Regions from separate parts of the Mus musculus genome. Here region 2 is linked to region 1. Evidence: chromatin loops called from intact Hi-C (ENCODE). Cell type or tissue: left cerebral cortex. All regions are shown on one strand.

What was found. A loop is a pair of places that touch in the nucleus more often than their neighbours do. Peaks named below come from ENCODE experiments on the same cell type or tissue, not always from the same donor. Only the 100,000 strongest peaks of a DNase experiment are listed, where the experiment ranks them.
Region 2: a loop joins it to region 1, with 2.3 times the contacts of the local background. A loop is called at or near these places in 16 of 42 quality-filtered maps.

Annotation. Positions count from the first base shown.
Region 1 is chr3:97,652,875-97,657,874 of GRCm38, reverse strand. It overlaps Fmo5 (flavin containing monooxygenase 5), which reads right to left. Exons shown (of 9, transcript NM_001161763.1): 9 at 2,588-5,000. Among named protein-coding and RNA genes, the nearest start is that of Prkab2, 2.8 kb to the left of the region's middle. In left cerebral cortex, a CTCF peak has its summit at 2,765 (motif pointing right); DNase peaks (open chromatin) are centred at 300 and 2,780; H3K4me3 peaks cover 392 bases; H3K27ac peaks cover 269 bases.
Region 2 is chr3:97,608,128-97,613,127 of GRCm38, reverse strand. It overlaps Chd1l (chromodomain helicase DNA binding protein 1-like), which reads left to right and starts at 2,938. Exons shown (of 23, transcript NM_026539.2): 1 at 2,938-3,065. The coding sequence starts at 2,957. It also overlaps a transcript of Fmo5 not described here. In left cerebral cortex, CTCF peaks have their summits at 2,908 (motif pointing left) and 3,769; DNase peaks (open chromatin) are centred at 2,925 and 3,166; H3K4me3 peaks cover 1,424 bases; H3K27ac peaks cover 954 bases.

The sequences.
Region 1 (5,000 bases):
TGGACAGCGGTGCATAGTGGATCCACATTTTCATATTCCGCGTACGCCTCTACCAAGCAACCTTTTTAGTTGTCCCAGGAGGCATGAAATAAAAAGTAGGACAGAGAATTGACTAGACACGTGATGGCAGTTACTGCAGAAGACTTACTTCTATGTGATGCCCAAACTCATCAAAGCGGTGTTTTCTGTTACTGTGATTAGCTGTGTGGATTAATGCAAACAGCTAATGAGTGAGAGCACAGGTAGGCTGGGAATATACTATTGGACTAGCGTTTTGAAACCAGTCGGCTGGAAGTGAAGATAAAATAGGCTGATGGAGGGCCCAGTGGGGTCAAAGAACTCTGGACACAGGAGAGACTGAGTGAGCTGAGACAGTGAGAGGTGTCCTGTGAGAGTAGCGTGTCTGCCACTGAGGTTTCAGTGGTCTTGCAGTCATTAGCACTGGCAGAATCTTAGACAAGTGTGTAGATCGGTGAGATGAGGCCGACCATAAAGCCATTAGAAGTCATAAACCCTGATGAGATGGTTCAGTGGTTAAGAGCCCTTACTGTTCTTTTAGAGGACCCGGGTTTGGTCCCAGCACCTACAAGGTGGCTCATAATCATCTGTTCCAGGCGCTACAACACCTTCAGGTGCACATACAAACATGTAGGCAAAACACTCAAACATAGATTAACATTTTAAACAATGAAAGTAATTACTCAAAAGGAACAGTGAGGTAGCAAAGAGAGTTGGAGGTCTACCTTAACATTGATTTCCTTCCTCTTTACTGAAGCACTGACTCTAACCTTAGGATGTTGTCTGTCTCCACAGAGATGCATTTCTTAGCCTCCCTAATAGATAGATAGGGGGAAATGGTAAGTAGAATTTCTCCGTTTCTCTTTCTTTGTGTATAGGGTGTCCATAGAATGGCCAGAGCTCCAGCAGCCACTTCAGATCACGAGGTAGTTAAAAGCAGTGGAATAAAAAAAGGGAACTGAGCCGGGCATGGTGGCACATCTTTAATCCCAGGACTTGAGAGGCAGAGGCAGGCAGATCTCTGTGAGTTCAAGGTCAGCCTGCTCTACAGAACCAGTTTCAGGACAGCCAGAACTACATAGTGAGACCCTGTCTCACCCATCTCCCCCACAAAAAGAAAAGAATGGAAAAGGAACCATGCAGCTATGGAATCATCTCATAAATGATATATTTTAGACTTTTTATATGAAGGGGAAAGAAATATCAGTCTTGTTAGACCACTGTTGACTATCACTTTTCTATTAAATATAGCTGAACCTCATCCTACTTAATTAATCCATTGGATTGATGGAGTACTAATTGCATAGATATTAACATCACCTTCAGGAATGACTGTGTCTATAGACACAGCATTGAGTTAGGTGCTAAGGTCTTCACTGAGTGAAGGGGAATAAACGGGTCTATAAATAGCTACAGCCAGGAGAGGTAGTGGGTGCTTCAGAGGGGCTGGAGAGCTGGAGAAGCAAGAAGACACAGCAGCAGGCGTTCGTGCATGGTGAGAATCGAGGAGGAGATAAGTCCTGTTTTCTGTTTTAAGATCTTGACTTTTTAAAACCTGCTTGATTGAAGAAATACGTTGTATACCAACACCTGTTTCAAACCATACAGTGCTTTAGCCCTCAGATTCACATCAGTGGTCTACTCGGGAAAGTTTTCTGCAAAAACAGTCGGCCACCAAGTTGGTTCTAAGCGCTATTACTAAGCACTCTTTAATCTCCTTTTAGGAGAGTGATGTTCACTATTCAATTTAATCCTTTAAAAACGTATTCATGCTTTTTACCTCTCTTGTTAAGTATGTTCATTCAATTAATTATCATCAATGTACTGAGGCCCCACCATGCTCCAGGCACTACACTGGGCACTGGGAATACAGATTAATTGCAAGGCATCTGTCTTAGTTACTAACTCAGAGAGCGATGAGGCAAAGGAATCTGTCTTTGTGTCATGTGATAAGGACATCCATCAAATGCGAGTGAGGGCTGGGCGCTGGTTGGTACATGTCTTTAATCCCAGCACTCCAAGAGGCAGCGACAAGTGGATCTCTGAGTCTTCAGAGTGAGTTCCAGGACAGCCAGGCTACACAGAAAAAAACCTGTCTGGGGAAAAAAAAGTGACTGAGGAATCGAATCTACCAGAATCTACCAGATGAGAGGAGAGTACAGAGGTCACATTGGGGTCAGGAAGCTGTTCTTGGGAGGGTGGGGGTGGGGGGATAGGAGAGGAGCTGGATCTTGAAGACTCGTGGGCATTATTCAACTGGAAAGTGGGAATTTATTAAAAACACTACAGCAGAGAAAAGTGCATGATGCCTTGGGAGTTCCAGGTCAAAAGTCTGGAGTGGGTTTGTTTCCACCATGCTGTTAGGCAAGACAGACTAATAGTAAATACAATTACCTTGCTTAGGTATAACCTGTCCATCATGTCCATCTTCCTGCTGGGGACTACTGGTTTAATGTGCTCAGCCTTCAGGAGCAACTTATCTAAGTGATTTCAAGAAGTCTTAACCTTATACCACCAAAGCCCCCAATTGTAATTTATGCTTATCTATCACAGGAAACAAAACTGTTGTCGTAAGTTATATTATGGTTTATTAGAGCGATGTAATCTGAGCACAATTGAAGAAACAGTCATTTAAACAAATGGTCCCAGCCTATATTCTTTTTTTAAAAAAATATTTATTTTATCTGTTAAAGAGTGCTGTTGCATGCATGCATGTGCACCACACACATGCAGTGCTCACGATGGCCAGAAGAGGGAGACAGATACCCTAGAAGTGGAGTTACAGACAGTTGTGACGCACTATATGGATTCTGGGAACCAAACCCAGGTCCTCTGCAAGAGCGAGCCATCTTCGACTATCCAACATTCGTCTGAGAAGTTTTTAGTACACTGTAATTCAGGTCAAACTCTGAACTTAAAACAACTCAAACAAACAAAAATCTTGTGCACCGGTTTTAGACTTAAGTTGCAAAGACGACAGAGAGGTTCTGCGTGCTTGTTTTCCTCCTGAGAACATGTCATGGTGGTGCATTTATTAGTTTAACACCAATATTGACACATCATTCTTTACCCAGAGTACACAATTGTTACTAGTTCTTCAATTTTTACTTAGTATCTCTTTTTCTCTTCTTGAATTCTCACCATGGATACTTCCTCAAGGCTCCTGTATGCTAGGAAGCTCTCTCTCTCTCAGACTGGCTTTTGATGACTTCAACAGTTCCAGGGGAGTAAGGTATTCGTAGATCATCCTGAGGCTGCCTGCATGGTACTTTTCTCCTGCCTAGCCTGGGCTATCATCTGAAGGAAAAACACCACAGAGGTCATCTCATGCATACAACTACCAGTGATTGCCAATGCTTGTATTGATGTGGGCATCTGACTGAGGTAGTCTGTCTGACTTCTCCTCTGCAGTTATCCCTCACCCCTTCCCACACTAGATTTCTAAAGGAAGTTAATCTATGCAGTACATCTGAGAGAGCTTTGCTTCATTTCCTTGAGGGGCAAGAACTAAAATATTTAGAATTCTGTGTGGGGGCTTTACTTATTCCATTCTGATAATGTTTCCAATCATTTACCTATAATGGCATGGACTCAGGTATCTTTGTGTTTCAGGTTATAATCCAATACTAGGTTATTTATTGCTCGACATTTATTTCAAATTTGGCCACTGGGGCCACTTTGAAATGATTTCTATACCCCTTTGACATGAGCTAGTCAGTCCATTTGGGCCATTTCTTTATTCTTTGCATTGCAAGAATACATCTTTTGGATCATCAGATTTATCATAGTTGGGTAAGTGACGTAATCTTTTAATATGGCCAGAAGAGCAAAGTGCATGAATTGGTGAATCAGCACACGATCATCGATCAGTATCGATCAGTAACTACTCTTTGTATCTTCAGTTGTTTTAAGTTCAAGGTCCTATCCTAGCCTTACCTTCAGCTTGGTTTAGAAATCAATGATGCTTTTGTAGTTTTGCATATTCTAAGCAGAACGAGAGAGTTGAAGCTACTTAAAAGTACAGGCTTTGAAAGAAGCCTGTGGTATTAGTGCCCATAAGTAGAGATTACATTCTTGGCAGTGTAGTGCTTCAATATCTTTACAAGCTCAATGAGAGGACCTTTACATTGTAAAAGAAGAAAAGTTAAGATGCAGAGCTTCCGTTTATTTTTGAACGAAAGCAATCTTCAGATTAAAAAAAAATCCCAGACCCATTTTAATAATGACAAACATTCAGTTGCTAAAGGATTTCGGAAGGAAAAGGGCCCTAGAAACCCAACCAGGGCTCAGTGCTCAAGTTCACAGAGAGTACACTGGGTAAAATATTAGGCAGCTGTTCAAATCCGTGTATAATTAGGAGTTTGAATTCTCACGTATCTGCTTACATGTATTTGTGTTATTCTCATGCCATTCCTGCAGCGGGTCAAATTATCCTTAGGGAGTTCAAGTGCTTCTGACAGCCAATGCTTCTTAAATCTTGCATTTCAGTTCCACTCCTGCCTTTCTGAACTACACACAGGAAGAACTGGTCTAGGCAGAATGCCCCTAGTTAATACTAATACTAGTTCTAACTTAAGACGTGGAAGAGCTTACTGATTCTTATTATGTAGACTCTGAAGGAAGGAGGGAGCTGGGCAGGGGGAGACTCACACTTGCTGACCCCACCTCAATGCTGGGCGGGGCAGGGGGAGGGAATAATCACACTTGCTGACCCCACCTCCAGTGCTAGCACTTGCTTACTGCCTCAGCTGGATCCTAACACTAGCCCTTCAAGATTAAGCCAGGATAGCTAACTAAAAGCCTCAGGTTCTTTAATCAACCTATTGGAAGACGGCAAATTATTTAAAAGACTTTCAAACTTAGAAGAGCAAATCCTTTTCTGATTTTGTATATTTTGTTGTTGCTTGAGCCAAGTTCTTGCTATGCAAACCTGGCTGGCTTGGAACTCACTCTGGGAACTAGGCTGGCCTTGAACTTGTGGT
Region 2 (5,000 bases), 45 kb after region 1:
AACGACTCTAACTTCCTAAAACTATTTAAATCAAATCAGGAATTCTCTAATATCATTAGTTTCATCTAAACGATATTATTTTATGAAAGTTCATCTTCATACCGATGTGTAGGAAAGTTGCCCAACAGAGTGGGCTGTCTCCCAAGAGGCAACCACACCAGACTATAGGCAGTGAGGGTCTTCCCAGACCCACTCACACCACATTAGATATATGAGAAAGACAGCAACGGCAAACAGCAGCTAGAAGCAAGCCAGAAATGAAGCCCCCGGGGCTGTGCCTCTCCACTTGCCCACTGCCGTCCTTCCAGCATGGTGTCCTCCAATTCTACCTTTTGGCTGTTGTTAGAAAATCAGCTGCAGTAAGCATGGAGGTGCAGATAGCTCTCTGAAACAGATGATCGCTTCTTTAGATATATGTGCAGTAGGGGAACTGCTCCGTCATATTACTGTTCTAGTCCTAGATGTATGAGCAACTCGCCATTTTCATGATTGTGCTAATTGGTGTTCCCACCAATACTGAATGGGGATACTCTGTCTTCATGCACTTCCAGGACACCTGGGGATTCATGATAGTCTCTGAATCCCTCATCCTGTCTTCTTTCCTTCATGTGACGTTTTCTACCATGTATGCAGGCTGAATTCCAAAAGCGAGCCTCCTCCACTCCATTTCTCTCTAGGTGATTCCTACTGGCTTGACCTGTTCAGTGTATCTACTCCTCATAGCTACCCTGCATCACGCTGACCACACACCACCTCCTGCCCATGCTTTTGTGATGGCCTCTGAACTGTCTCTCTGCTTCCACCCTGCCCTCTATAGATTCATTTCATGTAAGAGCCAGAGTAAAACTTTCATGTTACCTCATGCACAGACCTGGAATTTCCCAGCTACTTATTTTTTTTTTTCTTCTTAGCTGTGTTTTAAGTGTCAGATTCAATGTATCAGCAGTCTGCTTCCTTTAAAGCTAGATTCTTATCTCTCTCTGGATTACTTTAAGTAAGAAGAAAATAGGAATGCTTTTGAATAAGTGGCGAGTGGTTGACTGCATTGCTTTAGCAGATTAGAACCTGGGGAGAAGGAAGTGAGACAGAGAGACCAGATGCAAAATCACTCCAGAGAAGCCCTTGAAAGTCACACCTTCCTCTCAGGAGTTTGAGGAAGCCTTGCCACCGACAAGCTAGCCTACAGGGTCAGTCCAGCCCCACTATGCAACGCCCATGGCTTTGGTCGGCATCAATCACTTTCTTTCCAATTTTAATTTTATTCCTAGATGGAGGGGAAGAAAGCGGTTATAAGTGAGTGGAAAGCACTTCAGGAGAACCGGAGTGCCTCCAGCTACAGCTTTAGCACTGTCTGCCTGGACTGTTAACTGAATTCTATTTCCCCAGTACAGGGGAAATCTGGCACACGAGGCACACGATGGCAGTGTTGGTTAAATAACAGCTGATACTCAAAACCAACCCTTGGTAAGCATTTCTAGTGACTTGGGGACTCAAGAGTACGGTCAGAAGTGCTGCCAGAGTTTTGATTTGGGGGGACTCTCAACAAACCAGGTCCAGCCATTTGCCCCTCCCCCCCCAATCAAATGGAAAAACGACTAGTGAAAAAAGGACTGTATTCAATACAGCTCTATTGGAAAACGGGGGCAAGTTTGTTCAGTTCCACTGGTAAGGGACAGATAACACACTATGTTCTTGTAAGAGCCCACTAGTAGTTCATATTATAAACAAGAAACTTCAAGTACCCACTGAGAACTGTTTTTTTTTTTTTTTTTTTGAGTTAATCTTTAACCTCAACGTAATTGATCACAGAGGGGTGCGATGACCTTGGTGTATCTGACACCTCCACTCTTGATCTGGTTGTACCTCAGGTCTGGTTCTGTGTGTTCCTGGAGAAGTCTGTATAACGGGATAATTGATCACAGAGGGGTGCGATGACCTTGGTGTATCTGACATCTCCCCTCTTGATCTGGTTGTACCTCAGTTCTGGTTCTGTGTGTTCCTGGAGAAGTCTGTATAACGGGATGGGTAAAGTCCCTTAGTCATTAGAGGACTACTTCTGCATAGTGGGGCCAGCCTTGGTCCTTCTTAGGACAACGTGGCCATTAGTTATTTGTTATTTGTTTTTGTTTTTATCACACATAGATGTTCTGTTTGAATGGCTACTCTTGGAATCTTGAGGGGATGGGGGGGGGGGAAGTTCTCTCGCACTTTATTTTTAAGAAAAGGTTTACTGCACCTTAGGCTGGTTTCAAACTTGTGTAGCTGAGGCTGACCGTGAGCTCCGGTCCTCCTGCCGACAGCTCCCTAGGGCTAGGATTACAGGTGCTCACCCTCATGCCCCACCCGAGGGCTTGGTACATTCGAGGCAAGCATTCTGCTAACTGAGCTTTGATCTTTATTATTTATTGACACCTTCCTGCTTTGCAGCCCAGGCTAGACTGAACTCACAAATTCTCCTGCCTCAGCCTCCCCAATGCTGAGATTACAGGAATGTACCACCAGGGTCTTTTCTTTGAATGTATCTTGTCACTACACATTTTAAGAGATAAAGTTAATCTTATTTTGGTGTTTTTAGTCATACATGAAGAAAAAGGTTAGATAATATAAGACGTATCTACCTTGTAGTACTAGTTTTTAGGCATGTGCATCGTAACTGAAAACATGGAAAGCTGCTCAGGAATCGGACCCAAAGTTTAAAGAAGACAGATAAGAAATTAAGGGGGGGTGGGGAGCTTGCCAAGTTTTGAGCTTGCTGTTAGCTACCCAAGCAACCCAAGTTAGGAGTCAGAGCTTTTAGCAAAGGCAGCCTCTAGGTCCTAGTCGCAGACGCACACTTAGACCAGAGTCTTCCGCACCTGCGTGCTAAGGAAGCGTGGGAAGGCGCGCGAGCTGCGCCCTCTGGCGGCGGTGCGTTGTACTCCGCACGCGCGGGAGCGAAGGCGCGGGGCCTCTCGGGATGGCGAGCGGCTTGCCGCGCTTCCTGCAGGCGCTGCCGGCCGAACACGGGCCGGAGCCGCTTCGGACGCGGGTGCAGGAACCGGACTTACAGCAGTGGGGCTTGACTGGTGAGCGGGCCGGGGACGCCCGGGGGCGGGCGGGAGCCGGGAAGGCGCGCGGCAGCGCTGGCCTACGCGGGGACAGCGGGGGAGCCAGCAGCTTCCCGGCCGCTCTCGCTCCTCCCAGTCTGCGTTTCCCTGCCGACTGGGCATGCGCACTCACTTGTTGCGGCTCCCTAATGAACTCTCAAAGTTGCGCTGCCCAGCAAAGTTTGTCCTGTCCTGTGCCTCTTGTGCTTTCGTATTAAGCCCACTTGCCATTACGAGTCCCAAGTGAGGGGATCCCACATGTGTGGACCCCAGGTGTGTAGGCTCCAGATGTGTAGACCTCAGTTTGTAGGTTCCAGATTTAGAGACCGCCGGCCTGCAGACCCCAGTGGACCTGGAGCATCCTCATCCTGCGGCGTTCTCTCTATTCCACATCCCAAGACTCCTTTCCTTATGTGTCTGCTGGGAATGTAGTGCTGGTGTAACGGAAAGTCATAATGACTCACCAGTTGTCACCTCGTGGTCGTTATTTGTTGCTGTCGAGAGAGTACTGTGGGGTATGGGGAGCAGATAAACAAAATAAATAGCGGCCCTAGGACCCAGTTTCTTTACTAGCGGATACGTGCTTTTGAAAGCATAAGGAAGCGCTTGACTTACACGTGCCAAGTACCACCAAAAGGTGAGGGTTTGGAAAGGCAACAAAATGTGCCTTTCTGCCAGGCGGTGGCGCACCCTTTAACCCAGCGCTTGGAAGGCAGTGGCAGGTGGATCTCTGAGTTCAAGGTCAGCCTGCTCTACACAGCTAGTTCCATGATAGCCAGGGCTATGTAATAGAGAGACTCGTTCTTTAAAAAAAAAAAAAAAGTTCCGTTAGCTTAGAGGAGGGGCAGATGACGATGAGGGCGAAGTGAAAGACAAGCAGTTCATATTAATATTTTCCATTTATATTCAACTTTAAAATTTTTATTTTTGAGATTATAGTTACACCTCCTCTTTACTTCTTTACACTCTCATAAACCCTCCCATTCTCTCCTTCAAATCCATGTTCCCTCCCCCCACTTAATCGTTATCCTATGCTTATACCTATGTACATAAATACTCCTAGATATACTAGTTCAGTGTGTTTAGTGTCACTTGTATGTACGTTTCAGGGCTGACTGGTTGGCACTGGACAGCCAGTTGGTGTGCTCCTCCCTAGAGAAGACCCCTTTTATTGCTCTTAGCTTTTCTTAGTTGCCTGTAGTTCTTTGTGTAGGATTGAGGCCTCAATGGCTCCTCTCTGTTCATTTTGGCATGCTCACTGGTACTATCTGCATGTGTGGGCAGTCATGTTGGTGACAGTGTAAACAAAGCGTCTGGTGTTACTTGGAGACACAATTTGACAACAAAGTTTTTGACCTTGCTTTCTGTCCCCTCTTCCACAATACCTTAGGTGTGGATCTATCCATTGGGACTGAGTTCTACACTCTGCATTCTAATTGGTTGTGGTCCTCTCTATTGCTCTCCATCTCTGTCAAAGGAAAGTTTCCTTGATGAGGGGAGAGGACTGCGCTTATTTGTGGGTATAAGGACAAGTGTTAGTAGAAGGCAGCATTACAGCTCAGGGTTCTCTGATTCCTGTTTCTCAAGTCCTTCCACCTCTGGGCATGCACCCTAGGTCAATAGAAATGGACTGTCTATTTTGGGGATCTCCTGGACAGCCCCGACAGCACAGTTCAGTTGCCCTTTCTGTTTACTAGAATAAATGCAGTATTCAGAGATGGCAATCCATTGAAAACCTTCTGGCCTTTCTTCCCTGTATGTGCTCATGAAATAATTTATGCCTACAGAAAAAGAAATTTTAGTTTACAATCCTAACAACTCAAAAGAGGGCTTCTCATGTCTTCTATTTGGGTTTTTATTGGGTGGTCTTTGGCTCTGGGAGGGAGCATTGTCAGCCCAGGTGAGAAGAGTGTG